Linked DNA regions of Mus musculus: regions 1, 2, 3, 4, 6 and 7 are each linked to region 5. The links are chromatin loops, found by intact Hi-C in ENCODE. Cell type or tissue: left cerebral cortex. All regions are shown on one strand.

Evidence for each region. A loop is a pair of places that touch in the nucleus more often than their neighbours do. Peaks named below come from ENCODE experiments on the same cell type or tissue, not always from the same donor. Only the 100,000 strongest peaks of a DNase experiment are listed, where the experiment ranks them.
Region 1: it touches region 5 in a loop (3-fold over the local background); 3 of 42 quality-filtered maps call a loop at or near these places.
Region 2: a loop joins it to region 5, with 6 times the contacts of the local background. A loop is called at or near these places in 2 of 42 quality-filtered maps.
Region 3: it touches region 5 in a loop (3.0-fold over the local background); 3 of 42 quality-filtered maps call a loop at or near these places.
Region 4: it touches region 5 in a loop (2.9-fold over the local background); 4 of 42 quality-filtered maps call a loop at or near these places.
Region 6: a loop joins it to region 5, with 12 times the contacts of the local background. A loop is called at or near these places in 2 of 42 quality-filtered maps.
Region 7: it touches region 5 in a loop (7-fold over the local background); 5 of 42 quality-filtered maps call a loop at or near these places.

What each region holds. Positions count from the first base shown.
Region 1 is chr13:38,938,389-38,942,388 of GRCm38, reverse strand. It overlaps Slc35b3 (solute carrier family 35, member B3), which reads left to right. Exons shown (of 10, transcript NM_134060.4): 6 at 2,417-2,514. Among named protein-coding and RNA genes, the nearest start is that of Slc35b3, 20 kb to the left of the region's middle. In left cerebral cortex, no CTCF peak of the experiment used is centred here; DNase peaks (open chromatin) are centred at 383 and 1,931; H3K27ac peaks cover 227 bases.
Region 2 is chr13:38,707,569-38,711,568 of GRCm38, reverse strand. No RefSeq gene overlaps it. Among named protein-coding and RNA genes, the nearest start is that of Eef1e1, 51 kb to the right of the region's middle. In left cerebral cortex, no CTCF peak of the experiment used is centred here; DNase peaks (open chromatin) are centred at 1,103, 1,979 and 3,604; H3K27ac peaks cover 1,482 bases.
Region 3 is chr13:38,956,199-38,960,198 of GRCm38, reverse strand. All of the region lies in intron 1 of Slc35b3 (solute carrier family 35, member B3), which reads left to right. Among named protein-coding and RNA genes, the nearest start is that of Slc35b3, 2.3 kb to the left of the region's middle. In left cerebral cortex, no CTCF peak of the experiment used is centred here; a DNase peak (open chromatin) is centred at 1,997; H3K4me3 peaks cover 1,369 bases; H3K27ac peaks cover 272 bases.
Region 4 is chr13:40,747,351-40,751,350 of GRCm38, reverse strand. No RefSeq gene overlaps it. Among named protein-coding and RNA genes, the nearest start is that of Tfap2a, 16 kb to the right of the region's middle. In left cerebral cortex, a CTCF peak has its summit at 2,113 (motif pointing right); a DNase peak (open chromatin) is centred at 2,119.
Region 5 is chr13:38,854,374-38,858,373 of GRCm38, reverse strand. No RefSeq gene overlaps it. Among named protein-coding and RNA genes, the nearest start is that of Gm46392, 5.4 kb to the left of the region's middle. In left cerebral cortex, a CTCF peak has its summit at 2,461; DNase peaks (open chromatin) are centred at 2,826, 2,840, 3,201, 3,972 and 1 more place; H3K27ac peaks cover 484 bases.
Region 6 is chr13:38,750,851-38,754,850 of GRCm38, reverse strand. No RefSeq gene overlaps it. Among named protein-coding and RNA genes, the nearest start is that of Eef1e1, 94 kb to the right of the region's middle. In left cerebral cortex, a CTCF peak has its summit at 3,937; DNase peaks (open chromatin) are centred at 945 and 1,648; H3K27ac peaks cover 1,750 bases.
Region 7 is chr13:40,756,336-40,760,335 of GRCm38, reverse strand. No RefSeq gene overlaps it. Among named protein-coding and RNA genes, the nearest start is that of Tfap2a, 25 kb to the right of the region's middle. In left cerebral cortex, a CTCF peak has its summit at 2,122 (motif pointing right); a DNase peak (open chromatin) is centred at 2,137.

The sequences.
Region 1 (4,000 bases), 84 kb before region 5:
TTTCATCAGTCAGACCGGTTATCAGTCAGTCTTCTTAGCCTTAGTTACCAGCCTGTTCTCCGTGTTTAAATAGAACGAGTTGGGCCTGGGGGCAGCCCTCTAGCAGCCACAGTCCTGGGGGCTTGGGGTCTCAGCTTTCATCGGAACCTCCCTGCATATACAGAGTGTTCTCACAGTCACACCTCTCGCCGTCAAGAGTCAAGAATTTTCAGGAAATCTTTATTTTTACATCACAGACTTTCATTTCAAGAGGTTGCCTGAAACAGACACCATCGGCTCTTCTAGTTGAAAAACAAAGTTAGAAAAGGCACGAATTTGCAATGAGTGAGATTAAATTTAGTAAAAATATAACCAAGAATTTCTGGGTGACTTGCAGTCCCTTTATTCTCCTTCTGTAGTATGGAGAGAACACTTTGCCTCCTACAGAGCTGGTGGGAGGAGAGGAGGAGATGGCAGAAGGTGTGGGAACCATTTTTCATGCTGTTCGAAGCTTGCAAATAACACTCCCCCCTACCCTGTGGCCAGGCTAACGGTGTGCTTGAGGTGATCATAACTGTGTACTCATTCTGTTTATAAACTGTATCCTAGTCCTGTTTAAATTTAACCTTTACGAAAAACAGTGAAATCAACCTCTCTATGTTTCGGACTCTCTGCTGTACAGTATTCACTACTTCTTGGTGACCCATTTATGCTTCTGACTGTACTGTACTGTGTGTGTGTGTGTGTGTGTGTGTGTGTGTGTGTGCGCGCGCGCGCGCACGCGCGCGCGTGTGCGTGCGTGTAAAGTTGAGTGTGACTAGATGGAAAATGATTCTCTGGAAACTAGGAAGTGTTGAAAGCAACACTTGGCTATAGAATGATAACATTTGGGTGTGGCAGGGTGTGCTGTTCCAAGTCAATAGAGTCAGAAAAGCACTCTCCAAACGATTAAGACAAACCTTACCCACTCCGTGTACTCACTCCCTTTCAATAGTCCATTTGCTGTGCTCTTTAGTAATTAAGAACGATGGTCTTCGTTTGAAAGAAGAGATCGTATCAACAGATATCAGAACTCTCCAGAACAAATCAGGCCCACTCTCGGGTAAAGAGCACCAAGGGTTAGTTGCTTTTGTCTTGACTTTATGTGACATCACCTCAGGGCTGAGAAAACACACACACACACACACACACACACACACAGCAGTGAGAGGGCAGCAGAGGGACGGGCGGGACAGCCAAGGAAGGTGCACCTCGGGCACTGGGAGCTTCTACGTCCTGAGTTCCATGACTACATTTGGGAGAAATACAACCCAGCATACTTCATGAAAGAAACTGGTGGGCACTGGTCCCCTCTGCTTTTAGAGCAGCGGTTCACAGCTGACCCTTTGGGGATTGAATGGCCCTTCCACAGGAATCACGTAGCAGATACCTTGCATGTCAGAGATTTGCATTACCATTCATAACATCAAAATTACACTGAGGAAGTAGCAATGAAAATAATTGTATGGTTGGGGGTCACTACAAATGAGGACCTGTACTGAAGGGTCACAGCTTTAGGAAGGTGAGAGCCACTGGCTTACACTTCAGCCTGTGAGGCCATGAGACCACAGAGAGAACTGTGACTCCCTTTCCTTCCTATGTGAGGCTCAGGGATGACGGTTGGTCGTTCTCATGAACACCTGTGTGCTGCTTCCTAGGAGTGAGTGCTATCACCCAAACTATGCTATTTAGTGTGCGATAACTTAATCCTGTTCACATTCTCCTCAGGACATGAAAGAAAGGGACGTTTGCTTATATGATCAGCTACTGGGACAGTTTGACTGGCAGGCTAACGAAGTCACTGTTGCATTAGATGCAGCTGAGACATCTGCGGAATCGAGGGCAGATCCTGAGCTGGAGCTGCACTTGTCAACTGCGCTCCCTGGAAAGCGTGGGTCGGGGAACATGAGTACGACTTATAGAGGAGACAGTGTAGAGTTCCAGGCAGGAGCCATGCCCCAGAAGTGACCTTGGCAAATGCCCGTGTGTTCCTTTTAAATTGAACATTTTAGAAAGACACTGTGTGTGTGTGTGTTTTCTCTAAATATTGGGTGTTTCTCTTTTCCCCTTCTGATCGTTTGTGCAGCTCCCAGTCCCAGTAGATCGAAGAGTTTCTTTCTCCTACACTTGTTCTTCCATCACACCATCCTTGCTAAAAGGAGAACTGTGATGAGTGTGGTCCTGATGGCAGCATTAATCAGTTTGGTGGTGTCCGTCTTTTTTATGTTAATATCATTACTGTGTGCCTACCAAAGCAAGCTACAGATCAGAGTAGGCAGCATTCCAGCCAAATGGGAGTGACAGCATGCTTTTGATTTTGTTTAGCCCAGTTAGATTTCTGGCCAACCTTGCTTCCCGTCCGCGTGTTTAAAGAGGATCACTCTCTTATTCCTTGAAGGTGTGATGCTTATCTCCCTGGCGCTGTGTGCAGACGCTGTCATTGGGAACGTTCAGGAGAAGGCCATGAAACTGCACAATGCTTCCAACTCGGAGATGGTGAGGACCCCAGCACTTCCTCGAGTCTGTAAGGCGCACTGCTGGTTTTATGAAATAGCTACAGTGCCAAAGACTTAATGTGCATTTTAATCTACTTTATCACTGACGTGAACATAAGAATACTGTGGAAGGTCAGAAAAAAGGTCAGAAAAAAGCCTGTCATTGCTAAGAGCTCATTGTATAACTGATCAATATTTTTCTCATTAATTTCGGTAATCTTTTATCTGTTTACAAAATCCTCTGTGACATTGTTTTTCTTCTGTTTGTGTTCCTCTTTGGGTTATACTCAATGTGGAAGTTTATAATTCTTATTGATGGTTTCTGGCTACATGTCAAAGCCTTTTCCAACTCAAGATTTTAAAATTTTCATCTATGTTACTTACTAGTTTTATAATTTCCAATTTTTATTAAATAGTTCCTGCTAAAACCCAATTCTGTATATTACACATCCCACCCTTCCCACTTGTTTTAGATGCCTTTAAAAAAAAAGATCTCACATCCTCACAGAAGCGTCTGAACTGAATTCTCTAACCTTGATATCTGCCTCCACCCACAGAAACATGAGCAGCTTCATTCATTCCCCATCATTAGGACGAGTTACTAGAAGCCTCCCATAAACTAGAGATTCCACTGGGATTGTGATTGGTGGGACATTGACTTCTAAGTTAATTTAGGGACATGACATCTGTACATAATTCTCTCAGTGTAAGACCAAGGTCTTTCCTTCTATTCAAATGTCTTTTAAAATATTTTTATTTTATTTTTAACTGTATAATATTAGAGGGAGAAAGTGTGTGTGTGTGTGTGTGTGTGTGTGTGTGTGTGTGTGTGTGTGTGTGTGTACTAGTGCATGAAGGTAGATACCAGCAGAGGTCAAGATCCCCTTAGAGTTGGAGTGTGAGCCACCCAACATGAGTACTAAGAACCTGACTTTGCAATCCACATTCTTAATTCCTAAGCTATTTCCCTAGTCTTCTAAATTGTGTCTTTTAGATGCCTACTGGATTTTAAAGTATTCTAAAGATAAAAACATCTTCTGGTTTTGTTTTTATATAGGAAAATGTGTTTGTGTGTGTTGGTGTGTGTGTGTGTGTCTCTGTGTGTGTGAAAGAGAGAGAGACAGAGAGATAGATAGAGAGAGACAGGCACACAGACAGACACAGAGACAGACAGACAGCAAGAGCATACTTGCTTTGCTGTTCAGGTGGAACACACTACATTAAAGCAGCTATGCTTCCTGTTGCTGTCGGGGCACAGCATGGGGCATCATAAGTAACATCTCCATAACAGGAACCTGAGCTTTGGAAGGCATTTTTGTGATCGCTTGTCACTCTTCATGGCTGGGGTAAAGATGGCCTTAGAATTAAGACCAAGCAGGTCACCTGGAAACTCAAGGTAGCCAAGAGGTCCACAGGCTTTAAACTGAAGTCTTGGTTCCTATCCTAGGATACTTCTGGCTCTCCTTTGGGGTGGTTACAATCTGAAG
Region 2 (4,000 bases), 150 kb after region 5:
GAATTCCACAACCAGATTACTTAAAGCAATAGCAACTTCCTGATTCACAGTTCTAGGAGAGTCTGGGCTCATAATGTCCTCAGGGATACTTGGTCTTTGAAAGCTCTAAAAAGAATCCTTCCTTGTTCCTTCAAGCCTCTGGTGGTGCTGATGTCTGCCCAAGCCTCTTCAGTTTTTAGCTGTGCCCCTTCAAGCTCCACCTCTGCTGTCATATGGTCCTCTACCTGCAGATTACTCACAACTTTATGAGGACACCAGGCATACTGCATTAAGACCCTACCCCACTCATGAATGTCCTCTCCTTATATACTTATATCTGTAATGATCCCATTTCCAAATAAGGGCACAGGACAAGATACAAAGGCCTGGGATTTCCAAGTGTGTCTTATAGAGACCATAGTTCAAGCCATAATACGAGCTAAATCAACTGATTGTTCTTATTCTTATTTTTGGAGGGCTCTACTATCTAATTGTGTGTGTGAGATTTGTGTCAATGTGGTCCTGTCCTGGTATCAAATTAAGGTCTCACTGTTCACACGATAGCCACAGTGACCTTTCAGCTGATTTGTGCTCTTCCTTCAAGCTCTCTCCTCTTTCTCTGCTCCTTCCTTGACTAATACTGCCTGTCCTCAGTCTCCCTATGCCTGCTTACCCACAACACCCTTACAAACCTTCAATCATCCTCCTGCATTAGTTTCCTTAAAATCCATGCCAAATGCCCATGATGGATGAAGTTGTAGCTGACCTAGTCCATTCTTCTTTGACAAACGAATTGCTATTTGTAGTGATTTGAATAAGAATGGCATCCATAGATCTGTATACTTAGATGCTTGGTCCCTAGTTGGTGGAACTGTTTGGGAAGGAGATGTGGCCTAGTTGGAAGAAGTATGTCACTAGGGTGGGTCTTTGAATGAGCCCATACCATTCCAATTAACTCTCTGCTTCGTGGTTATGGATCAATATGCAAGCTTTCAGCTACTGCTTCACTGTCATGCCTGCCTGTCTGCTATCTTGCTCCCTGCAATGGTGGTTGCAGATGGGCCCTTTGAAAATTACAGTCCCCCACCCCTTGCCAACTCTCTTTTATTTTGGTCATGGTGTCTCATCACAGGAATAGAAAAGCAATTATGATACTATTCTTATCCAACTGACCTGAGTCTCTTGCTCAACCCATCTGTCTATGCTTTAGAAATGCCTAGATTAGATACGACTAGAGTGAACCCATCTGTTGCAAGTCTTTCCCTCTAGGTAGAATGCTGAGAAATGGTTAGTGTTTATGAGGTAGGACTTAGCACAAAATAATGATGGTACTGGCCTTGGAAAGAACAGGTCAGGGCGTGGAGAGAAAGCTCAACACCTGTATTAGTCAGGGTTCTCTAGAGTCACAGAACTTATGACTAGTCTCTAGATAGTAAAGGAATTTATTGATGACTTACAGTTGGCAGCCCAATTCCCAACAATGATTCAGTCGCAGCTGTGAATGGAAGTCCAAGGATCTAGCAGTTACTCAGTCTCACGCAGCAAGCAGGCGAAGGAGCAAGAGCTCGAGCTAGACTCCCTTCTTCCAATGTCCTTATATTGTCTCCAGCAGAAGGTGTAGCCCAGATTAAAGGTGTGTTCCACCACACCTTTAATCCCAGATGAAAGGCGTAGCCCAGATTAAAGGTGTGTTCCTTAAACTCGGAGATTCAATCTTCTGGAATCCATAGCCACTATGGCTCAAGATCTTCAAACCAAGATCCAGATAAGGATCTCCAAGCCTCCAGATAAGGGTCACTGGTGAGCCTTCCAATTCTGGATTGTAGTTCATTCCAAATATAGTCAAGTTGACAACCAGGAATAACCACTACAACACCCAAGAATCCACTCTTTCAGAGGCTCTGGGCACCCATGTTTCCCAGCACCCATGTCAGCTGACTCACAACCATCCATAACTCCAGCTCCAAGGGATCCAATGCCTGCTTCTAATCTCCAAGGGTATACACACACATGTGATATATATTCACACACACACATACGTAATCCTTTTTCAAAACAGATATTTACTTTAGGGAAAATAAAGGAGTGGGTCTGACTTGTTGAACCTTTCACAATCTCACTCTGGCAATCACGAGACCTCAAAGCTCTGGTCAAAACCCAAGCAAGCAGAGTTGCCTAAATTGGACTTTTAGCTTCCAGTATCCAAGGTCAATCAATGATGTCTTGTCTTTATCATTCATCCTACCTTAGGTATTTTGTTATAGTAAAGGGAAGACTGACTAATGCAAACTTGGTTGTGGACCTACTATGAGTGGTACATTTGCATCATGTCCAGTTCCTAATGGTCTATGTCCCTCTTACTGTGACCCACTGGTTCAAGACTCCAGAGGAAGGGCGAGTGAGATGGCTCACTGGTTAGGAGCACTTACTGTTCCTGCAGAGGGCTCAGGTTCCATCACTGACATGGCAGCTCAGCACTACCTGTAACTCTGGTTCCAGGATATCTGAGACCTTCTAGCCCCTGTGGGTACCTACATATACGTGGTGCACATATATTCCTGCAGGCTCAAACACACACACACACACACACACACATACATTAAAAAGATATAAATCCTCTTTTAAAGATTTCATAAGAGTGGAGGAAGCCACAGAAGAAAGAGGTCAAAGGATGGAAAAATGGTGGTATTGGTCTAGCCACAATCCTTTCCTATTTTTATGCAGCCACCACCTCAGAGCAGTAAACCATTTGTTTAATCACTACGCTTTTCCCTGACTACAAGTAATAAAATGCTGTACCCTCTAAAATAATTTCCTAGCTACTTGCTAAGATTCATCTCTGACATTTCATTAAATATGATCATTTAACTGTACAAGTACAAATGCATTTTTAATTTAGCTTACTGCAGATATTACAGATGTGGGGAAATGAATTCCTGTTGCTGTAGGAAATATATATCATTCACATATGCGTGCCACAAAAGAACAAATTATTAAAAATTACTGAAACTTCTATGAAGATTTATATTTAACTTTTGCATTTCCAATCTCCATGTTATTGTGGAAACATAGTGAGCCAGTTTGTCGCCCGTGATTTGATGAGGAGTGTGTGGGCGGTTCTGTAGGGATCTTAATGAACAGCACTTACTTCTGCCATTGGCATGCTGAGGTACTAAAGGTGATGGTATTTGAGTTTCAAGTGTGGATTATGAAGTTATCATACTTACCATTAAGCAGTGGGTTATTGATCTCAATGCAAGAGAAAGAAAGAAAGTGAGGAAGAAGAAAGAAAGAAAGAAAGAAAGAAAGAAAGAAAGAAAGAAAGAAAGAAAGAAAGAAAGAAAGAAAGAAAGAAGGAAGGAAGGAAGGAAGGAAGGAAGGAAGGAAGGAAGGAAGGAAGGAAAGAAAGAAAGAAAGAAAGAAAGAAAGAGGGAGGGAGGGAGGGAGGGAGGGAGAGAGAGGGAGAGGGAGAGGGAGAGAGAGAGAGAAGGAGAGAAGGAGAAAAAGAAAGAAAAATTGCTCCTATCTATGCAGAAATGAAGCTCAAGCTGCTCTTTAGTGGGAAAGGGCTAAAATGTAAGCCCATGTTCTCAGTGCATATGGTCACTCGGTTTAGAACAGCTGAGAGAAAAAAATGGGCTCATTTTTTAGACTTCAGCTATAAAATCAAGAACGTACACTTTGCAAACCAGCAATTATTATCTCCTTTTGTGTGAGGTATTTCCACTGGATGTCCTTTCACTACTTTGAAAAAGGCAAGCGTCTATATAAAAAAAATTGTATTTTAGAGAGAACGAAAGCAAAAAAAATAGAGATGTGAAATAGGAGAAAAATCTCTTCTGAGAAAACAAGAGACTCAACACTTCCATGCACTTAAAAAGCTAAGGGAAAAAAAATAAGTCAAAATTGGTGATACCACTGAAATAAAAATTAAAAGGTAAGGGTAGTGAGAAGGCGCATTCTTCTCAGACTGTTCTTGCACATGGTTTTGGATCTATGTTCAGACCATGGATTCCAGGGC
Region 3 (4,000 bases), 100 kb before region 5:
CCCTTGGCTGTTTTTGCAGTTCAGAGTCATTTCCGGGTCTGTGTCCGCTCTCTCCGTTACCTGGTGACTGTTTGCCTTGCAGCGAGTTGACTGTTCTTGCAGGGCTGCTAAGTTTATGTCGCTGAAATCCCTGTACGTTCTTTCGGGCTTTACAGCTGAATTCTCTTCTCCTTTCTTTCTTCCTACCTTGTCTGTCTATCTTTCCGTGTCTTCCTTCTTTCCTCCTTCCTTTTCTCTTCTTTGGGAAAAACACTGAAAGATTTTGTTAGTTTACTATCATGAGTTGTTTGTTTTGAGTTTTTTTGTTTGGTTGGTTTTTTGTGTTTGAATGAATTACATCTGCGTTACTTCTACAGTAGATTATCAGAATCCCGAATTTTAGTTAAACATTTCTGTTACAAGTGAGTTGAGATAGTTTGAGACTTGGAGGGGAAAGACACTGACAACGTTTGAAAAATATTTTAGATAGCATTACTTCTGCTTAAAGTCTACTTTAAATCCTATTGTTAGCCCTTGAGGGGAATAGAGTTTCGGAAATCACCAGTCTCTCACCCTTTTGTGTGATAAGGTATGGGAGAAATCACAATCTTGTTTTTCTGCTCTTTGATCTTATCCCACACCTGGAACCCAGTTGTGAAGACATGATTGTTACTAGAGCGTTGCAGGTTTCTGGCGAAGCTGGGACTTTTCCAGGCTGTGCACATGATAAGTTTTCCTCCCATTCCAGCTTTGTAATAGAAAGCGTACCTCCTTCACATTAAAAAAAAAAAAAAAAAAAAGACTAGGTTAAGAGATAAGGTGAGGCCAGCAAGCTGACAGGTAAGAGCACCTGAGGCCAAGCCTGTGGCCAAGCCCAGAACCAATAAGGTGAAATGACAGAGAACCAGTTCCCAGGAGTTGTCTTCTGACCCTTGCTTGCCATCTGTGGCATAGACACACAGACTTGTATAAAGAAATAAGCTTTTATTTCAGTGTGTCATTGTAAGGCAACATCACCTGTTTCCGATTGTGTGTGTGCACACACAGTATGTGTTTACTTACTCTAAGCACTTCTTTGACCTCCATTTTAGCCGTTATGTCTCCCTGCAATGTGCCAAGTGTCTGTTGCGCTTTAAGAAGAGACCCAAGGCAGCAATCCACTTCCACAACTTCTTTCTGTTCTAGTTTCAGAGGGTATTATGAGTCTCTAAAGCAAAGCAAGATGTTGGCTATTTGATTTGAAAACTTGTAATCCTGTTCTTGAGCTTTTGTTTGTTTGTTTGGAGACAAGATCTCTGTAGCCCAGCCTTGTGTTAAATTCTCTGTGTAGTTCAGGCTCCTTCCCCCCCCCCCCCCCCCCCCCCCCCCGTACCATAAGGACTTTGTCCCTGTTTGTTTGTTCGTTTGTATAAGATTTATTTGTAGTGTGTGTGTCTGTGTGTGTCTGTGTGTGTGTGTGTATGAATGTACTTGTGGATATATGCATGAGAGGGTTCTGATGGGAATCTGAGGGTAGAGTAATAGTCAATTGCAAACCTAACAAGGACGGGTGCTGGGAACCAAACTTCTGCAAGAGGAATAAACATTTTTAACCACCACGCCATCTCTCCATGCCTGGCTCTGATTCTTTAGATAACAATATCAATTATTAACAATAGAAACAGAAGTGAGACTGCAAGCATCGGAGATCGGAGTTTGAGAGTAGCAGAGGCCTTCCTCACTCATGCTTTCTGACCAGCGATATTCTGATCAGTAGTGTAGTGTAAAGCTGCACACTGAATGCCAGACTTTTACAGGGCAGGTTTGGTGGTAATGAGATGTCGTGTTAGCAGTGACAGTGGCTCCATTTCCTTGTTAGCACAAGTGCTCTCTAAAGAGAATTCAGGAGAGATGGGTGTTGTGTTGGACGTGTTTTAAAGAGGGTAGTGCTGCAGCCTAGAACTGCATCTCATAAGGCTTCCAGGAAGTGTGTAGGAGTGTTAAAGTGGAGGAGAGTGGAATGGAGTAATGTTGGTCACATGTTTAACAGAGCACAAGAGAATCTTTTTTTCTGATAGTGGATGACGGAAGGGACATTTGTAGTGAAGGCTAGGTGGGAACTCCAGATCCCCGTTTCCTATTCCATGTCCGGAGGATGAGTCAGCTTAAGCACACCAGACCTCTTCAGCAGTGTTTCTGAAAAGCTGGATACTAAAAGCTACCGCATTTGGGATGCCATACTGTGTGCTGTGCTCTTTTACACTTGTCTCAGAGATCCCGCAGAGATGCTTTAACCCTTGCATTTCCTTTGCCCAGTAGAGATTCAGAACCTGAGTCTCAGAGAGTTGACTTTGCCCAAGACTCCTCAGGTGGCTCCAGAGCTCAGACGCAAAGTTCCAAATCATGGGGTGCTTTCTTCCACTGTCAGCGCTAGTTAACTTGGCATTTTATTTAACTCTGAACATTTCAGAAGAGAGCAATGTTAGGAAAGAGTTGCCTTCTGCATAAATATTCCGATGTCAGTAAAAGTGGGGAAGGGATTTTCTGAGGCTCACTCTGTGTGTGCATGTTTGCCTACCTGCAGCATCAGTATCTCATTCTCCTCCCTGTTCTTATCTACTGTGGATTTTCATTCTTGCTAAACAAGTTTGCCAACATCACGGTCCTTTCAAAACCGTGTCCAGGCGACGGGTGCTGTGAGCTGGAGTTTGAGAGTGGCTGTCATAGCTGTGCCAGTTTATTTGTTCTCTGGTATGGATAAAAAATACATGTCAGATACCAAGGTGCAGCAACTAGTAAGGTTTGCTCTTGCCTGTGTCTTCTAACCAGAGGCATTAATGCTTGATGTCACAGCAGAGAGGGGGTGTCAACACTGAACTTAAATCTGACCCAAAGAAAGAAGACATCAAGCAGAAGGGACAGCATGAACAGGTGGCTTTTGGAAATCTGCTGTACTCAGGAGCAGATGAGTAGTGTAGGCCTTTCATTGAAAGAACTTAGGGAAGAGCAGCTCAGAACCTGTGCTCGGTCGAGGTGGACATAGAAAGCAGACCAGAACATTTTTTCCCCCTCAGTATTAAAACACAGGACAATGGGAGGTGGGGAATTTAAAACATAGCTTATCATGAAAATTCTACTTCAGGGATGTCCTACAATATGACATATAAAAACAATTACAGAAATACAAATGATTGAGGCACAGGAAGGGAAGGCAGAATAAAGAATAAAAAGACATAGGAAATAAAAGTATTTCTAAAGTTCAGACACAGGGCATGCGTCCCACAGATAAATGTATTGGTGTTTATATATTACTAGTTTGATTGTACACAGAACCTTGCCCCCATTGGTATGACTGATGAGTTCTCCTTAATGTCCGCAGCTCAGCTAACTAGAAGCAACCACCAAGAGGTGACTCTAGTTCTTGTCACTTCAAACTATCACATGACAGTCTCTTTTATATTTTTAAGTGAAGCCTCCTGCCAAAATTGTTCTCTCCTCCCCTCAGATTTGTACTCCTGAAATGCCAGCAGTGAGACTGTCATGGAAGATAGTCCTTCCTTCCGGTGTGTGCTCTATGATTCCGCACGTCCCTTAGTGTTTATATAGAAGTCATTATTTTTCCACTTATATAAATGCAGAGAGAAACTTGACAGTCATCGGTGGTGCCTTCACAATTTTGTGTGTGTGTGTGACAAAAAAAAAAAAGTGACATATTTTCTGCCTTTTACATTCCAAAGATGTTATAGTAGAATAAATTCCTTCATAGGGTAAGACTTCTTAGTCATGATGATGGCTCATGCTTTTTATCATAGTGCTCAAGACACTAAGACAGGAGAGCTGTCATTCACTTCCTCACCAGCCTGGGCTACGCACATTGTTTTTTTTCTTTCAGCCTAAGGAATGTTGTTGCTGAATCTCATACCTGAATCTCACACTTTATTTTAGAACTTCAATAGCAAATAGACTGTATGTCAGCCCTTAAACATCACTCTTTATTCTCTTACAAGGTTGGCTATAATTTAAAACTATATTACATTTTATT
Region 4 (4,000 bases), 1.9 Mb before region 5:
GTGTATGAAGCCATGAGCTCGATCCTGGCACCACGGGAAACCGTGGGATGGCAGGTACTGCTCCAAAACAGATGTGGTGTTGGATGCCTTGTAATCGTAGGATTTAAAATGTGGAAAAGGGAAGATGAGGAGTTCAAGATCATTCTTGGCTTCTTAGTAAGTCTGAGGCCTGCCTGGCACACATAAGACCTTGCCTCCCTCTCCATCCCTCCTTTCAAGTTGTACATAACCGGATTTATGACCCAGTATCTTAGTTAAGGTTTTACTGCTGTGAACAGACACCATGACCAAGGCAACTCTTATATGGACAGCATGTAATTGGGGCTGGCTGACAGGTTCAGAGGTTCAGTCCGTTATCAAGATGGGATCATGGTGGCATCCAGGCAGGCATGGTGCAGGAGGAGCTGAGAGTTCTACATCTTCATCTGAAGGCTGCTAGCAGAATACGGACTTCCAGGCAATTAGAATGAGGGTCTTAAAGCCATATTGACACACCTACTCCCACAAGGCCACACCTCCTAATAGTGCCACTCTCTGGGCCTAGCCATAAACCATGGAGTTTTCAAAAATTTGCCAATCTCTAAAGCAATTAAACTTGAATCTTTGCATACTCTCCCTGGCCTTAGTCATTTTTTCTCTAATTTAAAGATTTATTTTATTCTTTTAATTACATAAATGGGGAGGGGGATCTATGTGCACGTGAATGCTGGTGCCTGCTGAGGTCAGATGCATTGAATTCCCAGGAGCTGGAGCTGCAAGCAGCTGTAAGCCTCCTGACATAGGGATTGGGATCCAAACTCAGTTGCTGCGGAAGAGCAGTGTGCTCCTCTTTATCAGTGAGCCATCTCTCAGTGTGTTTATGGATTTCCCAGAAGCATCCGAATTCCTGTAGACAAGGATGTGAACCAGTAAGTGTGAGAATCTTTTTTTATCTTGTCAGGGGCAGGAATGATGACTTTGTGGGTAACCATGCTTTCTGCCATGCCTGGTGGGGATCTCTTGAACTCCCAAGGTGGAAAGAGAGGACAAATCCCACAGAGTTGTCCTAAGAGCTCTCCAGAGGTGCTGCCTCCAGCTCCGCACAGTGTGGAGCTTCAAGGACGGACAGCTCGCTGGAGTCTGTCTTTTTTTGTTTGTTTGTTTTTTGTTTTTGAGACAGGGTTTCTTTCTCTGTATAGTCCTGGCTGTCCTGGAACTCACTTTGTAGACCAGGCTAGCCTCGAACTCAGAAATCTGCCTGCCTCTGCCTCCACCATGTGGATCCCCGGGATCAGGATCCAGTGGCTGGGCTTGGCTGCATGAGCCTTTATCCAAAGAACCATCTCACTTGCCCAAATGTGTGACGCTTAAGCCAAGATCCATCCCTTTGGGCAAAGGAGGTTCCTTTCCTATCTCCTCTTTATACACTTGGCTACTTCATAACAAAACAAACCCTGAGAGGAATGGGGAGCGACAGTAACTTCCTCCTCACTCCTCCTGTAGCCACAGAAGGCCGTTTTTATTTTTAAGTTACTGTGGGACAGAGCACAATGGTTGGCCATTTACAGAACCGAAGTCGTTCTCGTCAGAGCTATTCGGACAACTGGAGCAGGTTTGCCAAGATGACAGAAAGCGGAGGTCATGGATTCCGATGAAGAAACAGGAAGGGCATTCACAAGCTTTTGGCACACTGACCTTTAAGTTGATGGCTTGGCTAGAGACGGGTAACTGGGTTTTCCCAAACTCCTTTTTTATTACCCTCCAGGAGAATGACTGAGTCTAAGAGCTAGATGAGACCTCAGAGCAGATCTCCCTGTTCCTCCTACCAGTTGCTACTGGTTTCAAGTTGGAAGAATTTGGGACAAAGGAATTGAGGCAGGACAGGATTATCCCAGAAGCCCGTGGCAAAAGTCAGACCCTCCCTCCTCATTTCCACATTCTTTCTCTGGTCCTTCTTCCTGACCATGGCTCCTTTACCAGGTTTCTTTGACTGTGTTTACGGGACCTAAAGTGCGGAACAGCCCCGCCTTCCGCCCCCCCCCCCCCCCCAGCCCGCCTCCTGCCCGAAGTCCAAGACCAGGCTTTAGTTTTATCCGTCAGTTTTCTGAAGGGACACACGAGGGCAGCAAAGGTTTAGGAAAAATATTTAGTTCGTTGGCCAACAGAAGTTCAAGACGTTAGGGAAAGGAGTTATTGGAGGTTTGTCTTGGGGTTGTTTATTTGATGGCCCTGAGATTAATTGTTGTTTGTCCGTCTCAACAAGAGGTTGAGGACTTTAGAAGATATGTCCTTCGCCACGGCTCAATCAGTTTCTAAATGTACCTCTGCTAAGAAGTGGTGTAAAGCACGCCTTAGAAATAGGAACCACGGGCTAGTACAGTAGGTCAGGGTGATTGCTACCAAGCCCCGATGACCTGAATTCAGTCCCTGAGGCCTACACGATAGAAGGGGAAGCAGGATTTCTGCAAGCTCTCCTCCGACCTTTACAAATGAGCACATGCACACAATAAAAAAAGTAAATAACTAAATGTTAAAAACAGAAGCCTGCCCCCCTTTTGAATGCTAACATTCAATTGCATCCTTACAGAAATTGTGAGCTTCGGTATGGTGTGAAGATTTAAGAATCACGAAACTTGGGGAAGATTTCTTTTTGCTACTGTCCTAACACATTTTTGTCGTATGGATTTTTGGTAAAAAAAATTTTTAAACACTTGCTCATTTAATGATTTCATTTCTTCTTGTTGTTTCTTATTCATCCCTAGTACGTCTCAGTCAAATTGTGATTACTGGATTTTCAGCTGCCTTCCTACTATATCTGCTTGGTTCTGACAGGCGGGACAAATAGCCTAATACAGCTGTGTGCGTCTGTAGCTCCAGTTACCCAGAAGACTTACGACTGTAGGATTGCGTGCAGGAAAGGGACCAGGGTGAGGACTGGGCAGACTGGAGTGGGTGGCATGGAACACACTGACAACATTGAAAGGGAAACTTTATTGTCACAAGATATTAGTTCTCTGTCCAGACTCTTAAAAAAAAAAAAACACACATTTATTTTTATTCTTTGTGTATGTGAGTCTTTTGCACTTCTGAATGTCTGTGCCTGCATAAATGTCTGTGCATCCATGTGTATGCCTGGTGCTCTTGGAGGCCAGTGGAGGGCATCAGATACCCCGAAAGTGGAGTTACAGGTGATTGTGAGCTGCCATCTGAGTGCTAGGAACCTGAGTCCTCTGCAAGAGCATCACGTGTTTTTTTTTTGTTTTGTTTTGTTTTTTGTTTTTGTTTTTTTGTTTGTTTGTTTTTGTTTTTTGAGACAGGGTTTCTCTGTATAGCCCTGGTTGTCCTGGAGCTCACTCTGTAGACGAGGCTGGCCTCGAACTCAGAGATCTGCCTGCCTATGCCTCCTGAGTGCTGGGATCAAAGATATACATGTGGCCTCATCTAGTGTTCCTAACTCTCCAGCCCCACAGTGTCCAGACTCTTTGCAGCACATTAAAGACACGGGCAGGCATAGGTCTGCCTAATTAGGTAACATTCATTTTCTGGTTTTCTTTTCAGTAGAGGTTGAGCTCCTTGCTGGGACACATTCTCTCTCTCTCTCTCTCTCTCTCTCTCTCTCTCTCTCTCTCTTTCTGCCTCTCACACACACACACACACACACACACACACACAACATTAAAGAGCCTTTTATTAACTTTGGAGTTCTTTACACTTCCTGACCAAGATAGGCAATGGTTACCTAACATCACTGATCATTCTGTCCTCTCAGTTTACATTTATTAGTTTAAAAAAAAAAATCTTATCAGATCTTTAATCCAAGATACACACTAATGTATTAACTCCTTAGGAAATGTGTATAGAGAGGACCGGCCACCAGTCTGGACATTCAATTACCTCTTTTACTAATAGTCTCAGTAGTTCTCAGATAACTGTATGGGAGTGAACTGGAGTCAGCATATAGGTTTGTAGAGGGCTCAGTATACTCATACTTCACATTTTTACAAGGGGCATTATCATAAAA
Region 5 (4,000 bases):
CTCTCACAGTGCTTCTGTGACCTCAGCTGCTCTGCATGACCCCTTTACGCCTTCAAAACCAGTACCACCTAGGTAACTCTTACACATTACCAAGTCCAGCCACAGCACAAGGTACAACCTTGGCTATCTCTAGAACACAGCCTCTGTGCTCTCAGAAAACACTTCCCAGAAGATGTCACCTCAATGATGCTGGTCTCTTCTTAATCACCGCTAATTTCTTAGCTCCAGCTAACTAGCATCAATAGTCCCAGTAAGGAAAAGTTTTCACTTTAGTAGTTCTGGTATCTTGTTAATCACAGCTGATTCTTCAGCCCCAGCTAACCAGAACCACAGAATCTTCACAATCCAAAATAGCAATGGCCCTGAAAAGAGTCTTTAATTTTCCCTCTGAAATTTCACAATACAGTCCTCCATTTTCTGCACTGTTCTCAACATTATCTTCCAAGCTCCTACACAACATCTCACAGAGCTCTTAACACTGAATGGATCTTCTGGCCCAAAGCTCCAAAGTTCTTCCACAGTCCTCCCCAAAACATGGTCAGGTTGTCACAGGAATACCCCACTCCTGGTACCAATTTGTCTTAGTCTGGGTTTCTATTCCTGCACAAACATCATGACCAAGAAGCAAGTTGGGGAGGAAAAGGTTTATTCAGCTTACATTTCCACATTGCTGTTCATCACTGAAAAAAGTCAGGACTGGAACTCAAGCAGGTCAAGAAGCAGAAGTTGATGCAGAGGCCATGGAGGGATGTTCTTTACTGGCTTGCTTCCTTCCCCTTGCTTGCTTAGCCTGCTCTCTTATAGAACCCAAGACTACCAGCCCAGAGTTGACACCACCCACAAGGGGACCTCCCCGCTTGATACTAATTGAGAAAATGCCTTACACCTGGATCTCGTGGAGGCACTTCCCCAACTGAAGCTCTTTTCTCTGTGATAACTCCAGCCTGTGTCAAGTTGACACACAAAACCAGCCAGTACAGGTATTTTTCTATAATGACATTTTCAAAGACTACTAATTTAGTGAGTAGTATTGACACTGGCTGCTTAAATAGTAGAAGAACATTATTGTATAGTAGGCAAAATCCCAATCTACACAACACAAAAGATGCCATATGTCATGAGCAATTAAAATGGTTAACCTGGAACTAATAGTTCCAGTACCAGAGAAAAGACAAGAGATTGGTACATGCTGTAACATCCTCTAAAAGGTGCCATTGATATCTGCTGCCTCATACAATACATGGTGCCAACCTAGCGGGCTTGGTGTCTGGTCCTGGCACAGCACTCACTACGAAAAGTAATATTTTAAGTATCTCTGAAAGAATCCTCAATCTTCGTTAGTAATCTGAATGATTTCTAAATCGACAATTTTCTAAATATCTAAATGTGTACAATTTTCGTCTTTGTTTATATTCAGAAATGTATCCCCTAATCTCTCTTTAGATCTTCTGGTTCCATAGTTCCCTAAACCAGAACTTCTTAAACTTTTTCACTCATGACCTCTTTCTTTCTCAAGAAATTTGTATATTTCCTCAAGGTACACAGGTATGCAAAATAGATACATAATTGAAGGTTTACAGTTAATAAATCATAAAGGAATTGATTTTAAAACAGTTCTTTCATATGCTTACCACTTTGCTATTAACTAAAGGTGGAAGTAAATTTACACATTTGCACACTGAGGTGGGGGTGCTAATGAGCTACTTTAGTATAAGGCGCTAAGTCCACATTCTGTTTTCTGTAATGGAACCATTAGGTTTCTGTAGGTTGAGAACATATGTATGTATGCCAAAACCACTGCAGTCCCCCAGGCAACAACGGCGACCATCAGCCTTTGAGTCTCAGGGAGCATCTCTTGGTGTCACCGAGCACAGTGGTCTACATATGCGAAGTTTGTATGCTGTGTTTTCAGGAGTACCACGGTAGTAAAGTCCCACAATGCAACTCGGCAAGCAGTGCCAGAAACATCTCAGGGCCGTTGTGTGTTTGATAATAAAGTCCATTTGGGGTTGGTGTGCATGCAGATACCTTTTACTGTTTCCATTTTTCAACTCCCATAGTCAGTTGTGCTATCCATGTCGGGCTCACAACCCACAGCTTACACGGTTTTACCCCAGATAATCACTGACACACCTTGGGTCCCATATAGACCATTAGATGACATTAAAATACTTGAAAGATATGGAAGAGATGAGAATTTGCCATGGCGTCCTCTTAAGTGGGACCAGGTGATGGTTTTCATTTAAGAGTGCAGCACCAGGCCCAGGGGGCATTTTAAAGACTGACAAGGACAAGGGGTGCTTCACTGTGAACAGTTCCTTTTTTTTTTTTTTTTTTTTTTTTTAAATCGTGATTTCTCCATTTGTACAAAACCAAAGCAACACAAAAAGCCAGATTTGGTGAAAACCTCAGACTGGCCTACAGATTGAGCCCTTCTGTCAGGGAAGGGAGACATCTACTGGTAGGCAAAAATATTTTGGACGATCATTTAAATCTATAAATTTAAATGAGCATACATGTACTATGTATGTACTATTATATATATAATATTTATATATAATGTTATATGTATGGGTGCACTCGCATATCCACACATAACAGACATGCTAATGACACAAAGCAAACACTCAGCCGGAAGCATTTTATGGACATTAAAAAGATACAATTTATAACTTGGGGAGGTGGGGCAGATGTGATCTTTCATTCCTGTATTCCAGCAATGGGAAGGCAGAGGCATGAGCATCTCTGGTTCAAGGCCAGCTTGAACTACATAATGAGATCCCATCAATCTAATTATGTCTTAAGTCTACTTAGTAACACAGGTTCTGAAGCAGAAACGTATAAAGAAATTATATGGGTAAGCATAACTGGTAAATTTGGCACAGAGAGCAAACTCAGAAATCTGTGCTACAGGTAAAGTAATTATATACAGCATATCACACTAAAATAAATTTCAGTTTTGTAAATTGTGATTTTTTTTAATGGAATTAGTTTTACTCAAAAAGAGTGAAAATGTATTTTTGTTGCTGTTTGCTGGTAGCCTGGTTTAGACTTAGTCCTGTATAAATGTCCTTTAGGTCTCGGTCTATTTAGAGATTACCTCCAGTTTGTATTTGGTACCTCATTTATGGCAGTTGCTGTGTACTTGGACCACTTTCTTCCTACGGTGGCATTGAAGCACACATCCCACATTTACATGTGCTGAGCCATCTGTGAGGCAGGAAGATGCTTTCTCCACAACACACCCAGGCCCCACACCTTCTTGCTCTATCTTTCTCTTTTCTAAAAATGAGAGGAACAGAAAAAAAAAAATCCTTTCTCCAATCAGCAGTAATCTCTCCAAAGGTCTTTTAATTTCAAAAGTCATAAGTGTTAATTAGCTATTATTAAGTGCCCTCTGTATAAATTAACATGATTGATGAAAAAATTAAGGCTAATGAAAAGTGTGGCAATGCATGTATTTTTAAGAGACTATATTAAAAGATGGTGGTCCCTCTGGACAGACACGAAGGCCCTCTGTTCTGTTTCCTGACTTTATTATTATCTCCAGATATCTTTTCCCCCACTACTCTTTTTTTGTAGTGCTAAAAAAAATTCTTGAATCTTTGACACTGACTTTAATTCAGTAAGTTTACAATTTCTTTTAGAAACAAGGGACCCTGAATTTCATACTTTTATTTAATAATCTCTTGTGGGATAAAAGAAAGTACCTAATTTTTAACATTTCAAGTGGACGTGAAAGGTCTTCTCGATTTAGAAGGGCACGTGTACCATTTCTCTCTAGAGTGGAAGCTGGGAAGAGGAGATGCCTTAGCCTGCTAGGCACCTGCTGGGGAGCAAGTGGGACCCCGAGGCAGAGAAGCCGCTGTCTTCCCTCACACTGCTTTCTTACCTCACTCTGGTGAGCATTTGGGACATAGTTCAAAATTAACAAAAGTTTTCCACAAAAATTAAGACAGAACTTATAAACCCATACCTCCCATTTCAAAGTTAAACACTG
Region 6 (4,000 bases), 100 kb after region 5:
CATAACTCTAATTTTGTTACTGCTGTGAAGTGTATCATGAATACCTGTATTTTCAAGTGGTCTTAGGTGACCGCTGTGAAAGGGTCCTTTGACCCTGGAAGGGTTCATGACCCACAGGTTGAGAACCACTGTTCTAGGGTCAGTGAGAGACACTAACTCAAAAAAAAAAGTGAGAAGCAATAGACAAAGACACCCAACATTGCCCTCATGTGTCCATAGACATTCAAATGCATGAGCACACATATATTCTCATGAATGAATATAACAGAGAGAGAGAGAGAGAAACACACATACACCACACAGGCACACACGCACATAAACACACATACCATACACACAAATCATTTGCTGACACCCTGAATGTTTACGGCTATGGTGTTCGAGTGAGAATGCCCCCCCCCCATAAGCTCATGTACTTGGGTACTTGGTCCCCAGTTGGTGGAACTGTTGGGGAAGCATTAGAAGGCATGAACTTACCACTGGCAGGAGGGTTGGCTTTGGGGTTCCAAAATAGGTCCAGTCCAAGTGTGTCTTTTTCTCTGCCTCCTACTTGCAGATCAAGATGTAAATCCTCACATGTTCCTATCATCATGCCTTTGTTCCACCATCATGAACTCTAACCGTCTGCAGCCATAAACCCCAAACCAAATGCTTGCTTTCAGAAGTTGTCTTGGTTGTGGTGTTTTATCACAGCAACAGAAAAGTAACTAAAACAATGGCTTAGCCATGCTACATGAAAACATACACAGTAAGCAGGCAGGGAACACAGGGGATGAGGAACAAGACAGTACAGGGTACTGCAGCAGCACTGGGGACATTAGGCCATTTCAGAGCTGACAAATGACTCATTGAGTTAAAGGAGATAGAACCTCATCTCGGAGCACAGACTTGTATTTACCTAACAGCTTCAAGAGTCCAGAAGTAAGGAGAGGCTCAGAATAAATCCTACAAAAAAAGACCTGCGTGGGATTCCCTCAGGAACGAGATCTAAATTGCAAGTGCTGGCTGGAACTTCACACATCCCATTACAATAAACGGAATGACATTTTAAGCAGCTTGGTACTTAATGGCTGTGGCTGGAGTCTTTAGGATTTTCTTCTCCTTTTGGATTCTTACCTGTGCCAGTAGGAACTCTGCACAGCTCCTGCTCATATGCACTCTACCTGGTGGCAACCAGGAAGCAAAGAGAGATAGAGGATGGGATCATCAGACAGCAAAGACATCTGTGGGAGCTACTTCTCCTAACTAGTTCCACCTTGACAAGTGTCTGCTGTCCCTCCAGACAGTGCATCTGTCTCAATATTGACATTGTTAGTTAGGGCAGGGCCCTAGAAGTCTAATCAGTTCTCAATAACTGGATCCATTACCTGGGATCAAGCCCTCAATACATGAGCTTTTGGTGGGGGAGGGGCACTTCATATACACACCACGATGGTTAGCTAACATTTGAGTCCTCAGGCTAGATAATGCAGATTGCTCTTCCCCAAGGTGGTGGTCCTAACCGTATCCACAGAACACCTGAATACAACACAAGAATAAGAAATAATTTTTTTCTTTCTGCCAATCTTCATCCAGGGATATTGGTCTCCCACTTCCTTCAGTCTCAGATTCTGGTCCTAATCCTTTGGCTTCATACCCTGGTGTGGCACTTTCTTGGTTTTTTCAGGTCTTTTGACTCAAGATGTGCCATTGGCTCTTCGTGTCACCTGCTTGTCTGCTGGAGCTGCTGAAGCTTATATAATTCCATGAGCTAATGGTGGGAGAGGGAGGCAAGGGGTTGGGGCGTGGGGGCAGAGGAATGGGTGGGGAGTTATTCTGTTTCTCATTCTTAGGCAAACACCAGAACACCTCAGACTATTTCTGATTCAGGAATTCCTGGGGAAGTTGAGTCAGTAGCCTTCAGTGATTGTAGAGCATGCTGAAGTAGGAGAACCCCAGCCTCAGAGCAGAGGGTAGGTTCTCTGCACTCTGACCAAGTCAGGTGTGTGGGCAGAAGGCCAGCCTTCGGTTCCCTGGGAGGAAGATGGACATTCTGGGTTTTCTTTTCTTTTCTTTTAAGATTTATTTATTTATTATACATAAGTACACTGTAGCTGTCTTCAGACACACCAGAAGAGGGCATCAGATCCAATTACAGATAGTGTGAGCCACCATGTGGTTGCTGGGATTTGAACTCAGGACCTCTGGAAGAGCAGTCAGTGCTCTTAACCACTGAGCCATATCTCCAGCCTGAGAGGGTTTTCTATAGGCAATACACCAAGTATCTACCTCATTAGATATCAACACAGTATCTACCTCAGCACAATATGGCACTACTGTCCCTTTACCTCTGCCAACAGTGACTGGGACTGGCCTCTCTTCTACGCGGGAAACACATCTCTTCTCTTTTGGATGTTTCCTTCCAGCACAGAAATCAAAGCATAAGTCAGAGGTCTCCCTCAGCACTGGTCACCAGTTATTCCAGTTTGTCTTCCCAGCCAATGACAACAGAGTGTTTTCCCAAATTGTGTCACATAGAGCCTCATATAGTTCATTTCCCCCTCATGGACACTCTAACAGATCCTTCTCTGATTCCTTTTTATGCTTGGATAGGAATCTTGGGTGGGGGTGTGGGAGGGGCTTGGGGGGAAGCCTGCTTAAGTCATACAATTAGCAAAGAGCATGCATAGGATTTGAACTATGATCCATCTCCCTAAGATCTGTAGTAAAAGAAAGGCTCTGTGATGGTTTGAATGAAAATGACCCCATTGGCAAATATATTTGAATGCTTAGTCAGCAGGAAACAAACTTGTTTGAAAGGATTAGAAGGATTAGGAGACGTGGCCTTGTTGGAAAAAGTATATCACTGGGGATAAACTTTGAGATTTCAAAAGCCCATGCCAGGCCCAGTCTCCTTGGCTGCTGCCTATGACCAGGTGTAAACCCCTCAGCTACTGCTTCAGCCTGCCCACCTAACACCACACTCCCTGTCATGATAATAATGGACTAAGCCTCTGAAACTGTAAGCAAGTCCACATTTACATGCTTTCTTTTATAAGCATTGCCTTGGTCATGGTGTCTCTTCAAAGCAATAGAACACTGACTAAGACAGGGTATGAGCTTCCACAGACATGTTCAATGTGCATGGCACTATGAAAATAAAAGAGAAATATTATACAGGTGGGCAAAGTAGATAATAGCCTATTCTATAAGATAAAGTTCCCAAGACTAAAATCTTCACTGAAAACTTTCAAAGACAAAGAACTAAAAGAAAATCAAATTATAATTACAGTGGGTATTGTATGATCTATAAAAATCCTCTCTAATATAACCTAATATAATTTTTTTAACTGATTTAGACTGAACAACTTTACTTTCTATTATAAAACTATAGGAGAAGGTGAGTAGCTTAATGTGATGCCAGGTCTCCAGAGACTGATGGAAAAGGATGAATGAAGCAGGAAAGGATCAGTAAAAAAGCTTAACTAATATCAAATAGAACGCATTATGCATAGCCAGTGTTTCCATTGTGTGACATCTTAGAGACATTGGTCTGACCCAGAAGGATCCATCTGTCACTTGAGTTATTTGACTATTGATTAATTTTCAGAAATGTTTCGGCATGAGTGACACTGTGGAAAGAAAGCCTGCTCCCCTGCCCCCTGCTGTGGGGACTCTGAGCAGCCTGCCTTTGCCTTTTTGCATGATTTATGTTAGGTCCGAACCTGAAGAATCAATAAACAGCTTTTGCAGCAGAACTGACTACATCCCCAAAGAAGGCTGCCTTTGCAGTCTCTACATGATCTACAAAATGCATTAGCCTTTGGAGTGGCAGGGTCAGGAATGACTGGTTGAGGAGAGCCAAGAATTTTGTTCACGTTTGTTGATCTTTGCAATGTGCTACGTCTCACACCCAGGTTTATCCCAGTACCCTTCCCCTGGTGGCAAGGAGGCAGAACCACATTTAATTCCAAGTTCAACATTGGAAGCACTCATCTTGAAAGAGCTATATCTCTTCAAT
Region 7 (4,000 bases), 1.9 Mb before region 5:
GACTCATTCATACCCCACATGCCCTCTGTCACCTCTGAACTCTGTCTTTGTTTACTCACTGAGTGTATTTTCATTAGTATAGATCATTGTACAAAATACTAGATTTCATTATGCAAGTTCCATATATGCATGTGCTTTGATTACCTAAGCTGCCCCCCCTCTGCCTGTCATGGGAAGCAGATGAAGTCCTGAGTGACTCTGTATTGTTGACACAAGCATGGTCACCTCAAGGACCTCAGATCTCAGACCTCAGGCCATGGGAATGGGAAGGCCTTCCCAGGTCAGGGTCAGAGGGGTGGTCAAGCCTTACTCTGGTCCAAGAACAGATGTTAGGAATGCCTGGCCCTTAGCTACAAGCAGTGTGTGCAGAAACCATTAACCACATTTTCTTCCTCCCAGATGAAAGCAACCTAAGAATGCTCCCCTACTGAGATTAGCTAACCCGCCACTGCCGCCTCCTCATTCGAGCTGAACATAACACACGCTCTGAGTTTCTAGGTTGCTGTTGGTGTGTCTTGATAGAGCGCATGGCCTGATCAACTCCTGTCTGTTTGTCTGTCCTCTCCTTACTCTCTCATAATCTCAGTCATGTTTCCAGGACACAGCCACACAGCTCATGACAGCTCCAACATGTTCCCTCAGCTCTAATACCTTACCTACTTCCTGTTAATCTCCCATCTTGTGTGTCTGTTTCCCCTCCAGATTCTTCATGTGAAAGAAAAGTGACCTATGTCCTGAATCTGCTTTATCTCCAGTTTGACCCACCTTTCTGCAACTGACATTTTATTCGTCTTTACAGATGATCAGACTCAGTTAGGGCTGGAGCAATGGCTGAGCAGGGGAAAACCACTTGCCACCAAGCCTGACATCCTGAGTTCAATTCCCAGGTCCCATGTGATAGGAGAGAACCAGCTCCTGGGGACTGGCCTCTGACTTCTACAAGTGTGCTAGGGTAGCCACAAGCCTACACATACACATAAACAAAGAAATGAATAATCAAGCCAAGCCACCTCTTGGAAAAGAAAAGATGTTGAGTATTTTTAAGATCTCAGTTATATATCTCTATATGTTTCATGATGGGCATTTAGGCTGGTTTCATAGTGTGATGGTTTGTATATGGTTGGCCCAGGGAGTGGCACTATTGGAAGGTGTGGCCATGTTGGAATAGGTGTGTCACTGTGGGTGTGGGCTTTAAGACCCTTATCCTAGCTGCCTTGGAGGTCAGTCTTCTTCTAGCAGCCTTCAGATGAAGATGTAGAACTCTCAGTTCCTCCTGCACCATGCGTGCCTGGATGCTGCCATGCTCCTGCCTTAATGATGGACTGAACCTCTGAACCTGTAAGCCAGCCCCTATTAAATGTTGTCTATGTGTTGCCTTGGTCACAGTGTCTGTTCATAGCAGCAAGACCCTAACTAAGACACAGATCTTGGTTACTGTGGATAGTGCTGCAACAAATGTGAATGTGTAAGCATAGTTGTGGTCCGAGGGCTGCTAGTACTTGGGGTCATGGCCAGGAGTGGTGTGCCTGGGCCATAAGGTGGCTGTTTCCACTTTCTGCAGAAATGCACTCATCTCCATAGTGCTGTAAGCCTTTGAAACCAACTCTGTAATGTTGAACTTGGTCCTTATTGCCAGTGGGAGAGTATTTGTTAAGTTTGGGTCATAAATTCATTTTCCATCACAGATCTTCTTGGTATCTCTCTCTCTCTTTCTCCTTTCTCTCTCTCCCCTCTCTCCTCTCTCTCCTTTTTCTCTCTCCCCTCTCTCTCTTCTCTCTCTCTCTCCCCCCTCTCTGGTTCATGGATTAGGTGAGCTATGGGATCAAACACTTTATGATAGACAAACAAAATCAACCTAATTATGAAGAGAGTGTCCTAGCTTCATCCCTTGCCCACATGTTACAAGTATAGATTTGGAAATAGAAAAATAGAAATAGAAATGAGACCATACCTGTGATGTTAGGATCTTTGTGTATCTTTTAGGATATTGATTGGATTAAGTAGCCAGACCATCCTCTACTCAAATTAAAAAAGGAGAAAAAAAAATGATAGCAGCAGATAAGTTACAGCCTTAAATAGATAAATAAAAATGTAACAAGCAAGCTTTGAACAAAATTCCAGTAGATGGCAGTGTTGACCAATTTCTGTAAAACTGGCATTTCTGAAGATGCTGACTAGAGCTGTTTAAATAAATATGTTTTTAAACTTCTGAATAACAATTCTATATGTTTTGATTATGAGTTGTACTGTACATTATAAAATAATAAAACCCACAGAAGAACAACAACAACCACAGCCTCATAAGGATGGGCAGATGGTGGTTTGAGCTAGCAGCTTTGCTGTTGATGTAGTAGTGTTCCTTCACACAGTCGTAGGCCCAAGGAGAAATCCCAAACAGAGCTGTATGTGGAAAGGAGTATTTATGGAGAGAAAAGTGCAATAGGTCTCAGGGCAGAGCCCTAACCAGCCAGGGTTAGTGTTCGTGGAAGAAGAAGAAGGGTGGGAATGTAGTTCAGGGTCAGAGCAGGTGCTTAGCTTGTGCAAGAGCCTGGGATCTGGTCTCATCCCAAAGAAGAAAACAAGCAGGTGAAAAGGAGAAGAAAGGAAAGGAAGAAGGAAAGAAGGAAGGGACTCTAATCTCTCACACATACAGAGGTGAGGGGTAGACTGTCACATGAGAACACCACAGGAGATTCACTGTCTAGCTGCACATTATCATGTGTACTTGTGATCCCCAGTCTCAGGAGTTTGTGCCAAGAAGATCGTGAGTTTAAGGCCATTGTGAGGTACATAATATGACTCACATAACTATGTAAATAAATAGGCAAGTAAGTAATATATAAAGTTAAAAAAACTAAAAATAACATAGTTGTCCTCAAGCCACAAAGAATGCTACCACCAGGAACCAGCCCTGGAGGCCATTTAAGCTTGGCCTTGAAGCCTTGAGAACCTGTGAGAGAGATGTCTGAGCTTCAAGCTGTCCAGCCTGTGCTAGGCCCTCCCTAACAGAACAACTCCAAAGTATTGGCTCTACGTCCTCCATAGGAATTAGTGCTCCTCGGGCAGTGTGTGGCTTGCAGTGCTGAGGTGCTGTAGGGAGAGTTGGTTAAGGCTGTGGGGACGCTCTGATTACAAGGTCCCTTTGGTTTCCGATCTTCCCCACTCACTGACTTCCTGCCCAGGATCTACTTCCTGTCCTCACAGCCCAGATCTGCTTCATTTGGGGTCACAGCAGCTGTGGATGTCACAGCTCACACCTCTCACTGGAAGCGAGCCTCCTCTTTCCTCTTTGCCCCACCCTTCTTCCAGGTGCTTGGTAGATGTCCTTTTCTGACCAACGAGTCTCCCTGACTCGAAGAACCCAGGGTCTCTTTCTTCCTCATCTGTGTGACCAGACTACCAAAATCAGAAGGTTAAGTTTCTTTTTGGTCCCAGTAGCCAAAATATTCATCAGCGGCAACTTAAGGGAGAGGAAAAAAAAAAAGTTTGGACCCTCCGTTTCTAAGGAGTACGGTCCATCATACCAGGGTAGGCATGACAGAGCAGTGCAGTCCCTGGAGCAGTGGCTGCTCCTGGGACAGTTCACAAGGTCACGTCCCAGGAAGTAGAAAGAAAAGGGCAAGGGGTGGGTATAACCCTCAAGGCCACCTCTAGTGACTTGGTGACTTCGCTCAGCTAGGCACCACAACCCACCACCCGTGGAAGAAGTGGTTCAAAGCAGGAACCTGTGGAGGGTGTTTTAGAGACAAACAATAGTGATGAGGCACTCCTTGAGGTGTGTCGGGGAGAGTATTTCCAAAGCAGATTAACTGTGAAAGGGAAGCTCGCAAGCATCTGACATGTTGGGAAACCAGACTAAAAAAAGAGAAGAAAGCCAGCCGGTCACCGCATTCCCCTCACTTGGCTTCTTGATTTATTTGCAGGAACAGCCTCCTCCAACCTCACACTTCTGCCCCCTTGGAGCTTCCTGATAAAATTCTCCAAAACAAAAAGCCTTACA